Regions from separate parts of the Homo sapiens genome. Here region 1 is linked to region 2. Evidence: chromatin loops called from intact Hi-C (ENCODE). Cell type or tissue: Caco-2. All regions are shown on one strand. Each heading gives the region's core, and the rest is flanking DNA. Links, peaks and the distances in the headings are about the cores only.

What was found. A loop is a pair of places that touch in the nucleus more often than their neighbours do. Peaks named below come from ENCODE experiments on the same cell type or tissue, not always from the same donor. Only the 100,000 strongest peaks of a DNase experiment are listed, where the experiment ranks them.
Region 1: a loop joins it to region 2, with 4 times the contacts of the local background. A loop is called at or near these places in 4 of 110 quality-filtered maps.

What each region holds. Positions count from the first base shown.
Region 1 is chr4:48,069,689-48,072,601 of GRCh38, reverse strand. It overlaps TXK (TXK tyrosine kinase), which reads left to right. Exons shown (of 15, transcript NM_003328.3): 14 at 928-1,085. Among named protein-coding and RNA genes, the nearest start is that of NIPAL1, 54 kb to the right of the region's middle. In Caco-2, for the core only: no CTCF peak of the experiment used is centred there; DNase peaks (open chromatin) are centred at 1,121 and 1,431.
Region 2 is chr4:48,126,635-48,129,547 of GRCh38, reverse strand. All of the region lies in intron 1 of TXK (TXK tyrosine kinase), which reads left to right. Among named protein-coding and RNA genes, the nearest start is that of TXK, 6.2 kb to the left of the region's middle. RefSeq lists enhancers at 1-25, 1,547-2,409 and a silencer at 1,902-2,196. In Caco-2, for the core only: a CTCF peak has its summit at 1,635 (motif pointing left); DNase peaks (open chromatin) are centred at 1,607 and 2,087.

The DNA.
Region 1 (2,913 bases), core at 247-2,746, 57 kb after region 2:
TAAGTGAATAATTAAATGAACTCAAATTAGGAGTTCTTGCAGGAGTTTCACTAATCAATCAATCAATGATTATTGGACATCTACTTATGTACAGAGCCCCTGCTAGATATTCTGGGGCTCTGCCCATCAGTCTAATCTTTTAGCAGAAAGAAGGGGACACATGCCATTTACTGGCTGAAACTCTTGGCTAAGTAGGCAGCAGAGGCTCACATAATCCTGTCAGTTTCTATGGAATGGCAGAAAGGTTCATTGATTTCAGGATGCAGGAACGTGACTGCTGCTTAGAAATGAAAATGCTAGGCCGGGCGTGATGGCTTACGTTTGTAATTCCAGCACTTTGGGAGGCTGAGGTGGTCGAATCACCTGAGGTCAGAGCTCGAGACCAGCCTGGCCAACATGGTGAAACCCCGCCTCTACTAAAAATAGAAAAATTAGTTGGGCGTGGTGGTGGGCACCTATAATCCCAGCAACTCAGGAGGCTGAAGCAGAAGAATTGCTTGAACCCGGGAGACAGAGGTTGCAGTGAGCTGAGATCATGCCACTGCACTCCAGCCCGGTAGACAGAGGTTGCAGTGAGCTGAGATCATGCCACTGCACTCCAGCCCGGGCGACAGAGCGAGACCCTGTCTCAAAAAAAAAAAAAAAGAAAAGAAAATGCTACTGGCATTTTCTCCTGATAGGAGAGGCAATCAAGACCCATGGACAAGGAAAGGCATTGTTTTCACTTAGATTATTTTCAGGTTACAGGCCTCTTTGAAAACTAAAGTGAACATGATTTGCTTCCTTGACAGAACCGCTGTTATTCAGGATGGTTATAGCCCAAAGCCTGGAGCACAAAAATAATGCCTTGTAGTTTGAAATTGTTCTTTCAGTTCCCAAGCAATCATTTCTCTCTAACCCCTTGTTTTCCTGCATTTTTGTTTGCAGGAGTTTTAATGTGGGAAGTTTTTACAGAAGGAAAAATGCCTTTTGAAAATAAGTCAAATTTGCAAGTCGTGGAAGCTATTTCTGAAGGCTTCAGGCTATATCGCCCTCACCTGGCACCAATGTCCATATATGAAGTCATGTACAGCTGCTGGCATGAGGTAAGCATATGTTACTTTCCTATGAAGGTTGGCAGTCCCAGCATCTGAGAGCAGACCTGATTATCACAAACATTACTTCAGAACTCTGTCATGGCAGGAAAAGGCATCTGTGTCTTGGTCATGATCCTGAGAGTCTGAAGTACTATCTCAAACTCACTACAAAGTCATGAATCCATTTTGTTTTGAACAATGGCCTTTTATCTGAGGAATTCAGTGCATTTTCTGAGTCTTATCTGTTTGAGATTGGTTCTTGCAGAAACTCTTGGTGTTACTCAAGCCTCAGTGATTAGATGTTTTATTAGCTTTAAGAATTAATGGGCCGGGCGCAGTGACTCATGCCTGTAATCTCAGCACTTTGGGAGGCCGAGGCGGGTGGATCACCTGAGGTCAGGAGTTTGAGACCAGCCCAGCCAACGTGGTAAAACCCCATCTCTACTAAAAATACAAAAATTAGCCGGGCGTGGTGGTGCATGCCTGTAATCCCAGCTACTGGGGATGCTGAAGCAGGAGAAGAATCTTGAACCTGGGAGGCGGAGCTTGCAGTGAGCCGAGATGGCGCCACTGCACTCCAGCCTGGGCGACAGAGTGAGACTCCATCTCAAAAAAAAAAAAAAAAAAAAAAAGAATTAAATGATGGAGGCTGTGTGTGGTGGCTCACGCCTGTAACCCCAGCACTTTGGGAGGCCGAGGTGGCCAGATCACTTGAGGTCAGGAGTTTGAGACCAGCCTGGCCAACATGGTGAAACCCTGTCTCTACTAAAAATACAAAAATTAGCCAGGCCTGGTGGTGCATGCCTGTAATTCCAGCTACTTGGGAGGCGGAGATAGGAGAATTGCTCGAACCCAGGAGGCAAAGGCTACAGTGAGCTGAGATTGCGCCACTACACTCCAGCCTGGACAACAGAACAAGACTCTGTCTCAAAAAATAAATAAATAAATAAATAAGCAAATAAATAAAAGAATTAATGGTGGAAACTAAGGGTAGAACCAGGCTTGTTAAATTTCCAGGTTGAAAAAGAAAGATGGTGTTTCCATTTACTTCACTCAACTTTGCTTTGTCTTGCTTTTCCAACGCTAATAGTAATGGGTTTCATCTGTCTTCTGGCAGTCAGGACTCCTGCTACAGATTAAACTAGAATAGGAATGGAGGCAGAAAGTGTGTCAGGAACTTCCACTCAGGAAGAAATCTCTCCAGAACTTAGTTTTTCTATTTGTTGAAATGCCAAGCTTAGAAATAAAGCCAGAGGGGCTTCTTTTCCACCTCTGGGCACTGACTCAACACACCCCTGCCCTTCTCAGTGAAATTCCCTTTGATTTTGAGAGCTTTGGTCTCTTTCCAGCTGACAGTTTCAGCTGGAAATTGCAGCTTGATGAGAAGTTTCCTCCTGGCTGAAAAAATAAAGCACTTGATTATCAATCCACAAACACTAGAATATTGAATATTTTAAGAGTGATGTGGTTATTCATATTCCAAAAGCATTACATTTATAGAGAGCCCCAATGTATGAAAATATTTTACATATATTAACTACTTTACAAGGAATCTTGAAAGACATAGAAAAATGCTCAGCAAGCTGTAAGAAAAAAATGTTCAGAAAAATGTTCAGTGAGTAGTAATAAGCAGCCGTTTTAGGAGCATCTTTGCAATAACAATGTAAGTAGCTCAGAAGTATATGTTGTGTATGAAATAATACACACGTGTGTGTGTAATATAATGCTTATTGAGATGTTATATGTAAGTGGAACTGAGACATAGAAGGAGGAAGGGAAGTGATAAGTAGGATGCTGTCAGAAGGACCATGTAAACAACATTTGTCTCAAATTGCAA
Region 2 (2,913 bases), core at 203-2,702:
TCCAGCTTGCCAGGCTTCTAGAATCTCCTCACCCCACACAGCACCCCTTCAGGCCATAGACAGGTCAAGCACCACTCTTCCACTCAAATTGATCAGTTTGGTGTCCTGTTAGCTAGGTACTTGTTTTCTCTTAGTCACCAGTGACTCCCCTAAAGTAGTTATCCTCCCTTCTTTAAGGTTTCACTGGCAGTATAATGTCAAAAAAACAGAACAGTCAAGGTCTAACACAAATTACTCACTTATTTTATCCATACATTTAGAAAAACTAACATCTCTGGAGACCATCACTTCTTAGAATAATGGACATTTTAGTATCAAAAGGAAAAGTGCACACACGTGCGAACACAGACACAGGATCACTTCAGACCCCAAATGTATAAAGGGCATAAACTCAGAATAAAGGATAACTTTCTAAATTGAATAAATATGTGAAAAACTCAATGTCCCAATTTTACTATTTTCCCCTCTCCTTGGTGTGGGGTCTTGGTTTGGTGTCTAACTCCAAACCAAGAAGTCTAACTCCAACTTGGAAGTCTTTTCTAACTCCTGTTCAGAGGTAGAAATCCATCCATGCTATAGCCAAGCTAGTTATGTGTCACTCTCCCCAGATAATATGGGTTAATGTGGCTAAAACGTGCCTATCTTCAAAAGGCCCTTAAGAAATGGGGCCTTTTGAAGATAGGCTGGGCGCGGTGGCTCACGCCTGTAATCCTAGCACTTTGGGAGGCCGAGGCAGGTGGATCACGAGGTCAGGAGATCGAGACCATCCTGACTAACACAGTGAAACCCCGTCTCTACTAAAAATACAAAAAGAAATTAGCCGGGCGTGGTGGCAGACACCTGTAGTCCCAGCTACTCGGGAGGCTGAGGCAGGAGAATGGCGTGAACCCGGGAGCAGAGGTTGCAGTGAGCTGAGATCGTGCCACCACACTCCAGCCTGGGAGACAGAGTGAGACTCCATCTCAAAAAAAAAAAAAAAAAAAAAAGGATGTAGTGGTGGGCATTTATGGCAGAGTAATGAGGAAGTTTGGCCTTTCTGTAAATTTCTGGAAAAAAAAACAAAAAGGATATGTTGCAGCAAACTTACAGAATCAGCTCTGGTCACCCAGAGCCATTTTTCCAAAGCCACAAGTTTTTAAGGCTTTCCCCACTCACCACAGCCCATCAACTGCAAAAGCAGCCGGTATCAGACATTCCTCATCTTAAAACCACAACCTGGAGCGCCTGGCTTGGGCAACAAGCCTGGTCTTTGGGTTAAGGCAGCTCTCAAAACTGAGCCAGTTTCAAGCCATGTTTTTAAATATAAATCACTAGCCATGTGCCAGTTATTATGATGACCAAATTCAGTAGGAATGCATTTCACTCAAGGCACTGATTCAAAACGAAACCCTGACATCGGAAATGCCAGGGGATGAACTGGAGGTGACGATGTAAACTTCAAAACATTAGACATGAGGAAGCGACAGCGGCTTTGCTTCCCGCGCAGCCCGGGCCCCACAGTTCTTCACATCTGTTCCTTTGTCCTCTTCAGAGATGACCTTAGGAGCTATTCTGAGAAGGGGTGCTTCTCACTTTTGCTTTCTTCCAGTGCCCCCTGGTGGAAACCTGTTCCCAATCAGCCCAGCTGTTGCCACCCAGGAACCTCTGGGGGTGGAAGGAATGTCAATAGGAGCCTCTCCTAGAGGACAGAGGGGCGCAAATCCTTCCAAGGAAAAAACACAAATACCAAAGATGGGAGGGCCAACTGCCTATCCCATGACAGATGTGCCGGTTTCTAAAGGTCACAGAGATTACATCTGATGCGATGCCCTTTTTCTGATTTGCTGGCCTGAGGCTCATCATTAGAGATATTTACTGAGGAATGAGAAGTAGATGAAAAGAACAGCGCAGATGTAAGCCTGGGAGAGGAAGCTCAGCTCCTTCAGTGATAATCTTCAAGCCCGAATATATTCTTTCCACATTTCCTTCCAGCAGGCAAATAGTCATTGCCTATCTCTGGGGCATTTTTGTCACTCTGGCAAAGGCCCTTGATATGCATGAGTTCCTGCCTAAGTTGGGAATTTGCTAAAAGCTCAAGAGCTTTCCCTCTGCAGGTTAATCGGCAAAACAATTCAAAGAATGGCTTCTGTAATCACAGAATGCCTGTGGAAGGGCGCTGTCTATTTACTTACTGGGAACACCTGTGCTGCTGTAAATTGAAAATGATCATGAAATGAATACTCCTTGATACCTGCATTGGAATGAATTTTGGCCCAACACTTCAACCTGTAAATAAAGATGCCTGCTGTCTTGGAAAGTCATGCCAAGCAAGGGAACACCAGGGAGCTGTTTGGCTTTCATAGTGTGATTTTTCTTCTCGCAATGATTATTTATTGGGCAGCAACTCTGCTGGGCAGAGGATGGAACCACAAACAAAGCAGTGGTTTGCCTTCCTGCTCACCACTGTTCTTGGACTTTGAGGGAAATTAAATAAAATTGGGTCATAATTAAAGCAGTGGTAGGGTAGGTCTGTATCTTTCTTTAAAGGCCATTGTCTTTGCTATTGAATCAGGAAACATAAGAATTTTTGAAAATATTTTCTCCTAAATTCCAGGCTGCAGAAGACAGTGAAGACAACTAAGGGGAATATTATCAGGTGTGGCCATGTGTTGTGAGGTCAGGGAGCTGGGGGAGGCATTTCTCTAGTCCCAGATACTCCTGCCTGCTGACTGATAACAGCAATTTCTCTTTCAAAGTTCTTGACTTGGCCAGGCATGGTGGCTCCTGCCTGTAATCCCAGCAGTTTGGGAGGCCAAAGAGGGGGATCACTTGAGGTTGGGAGTTTGAGACTAGCTTGGCCAATGTGGTGAAATCCTATCTCTACTAAAAATACCAAAAAAATTAGCCGGGTATGGTGGAGTGTGCCTGTAGTCC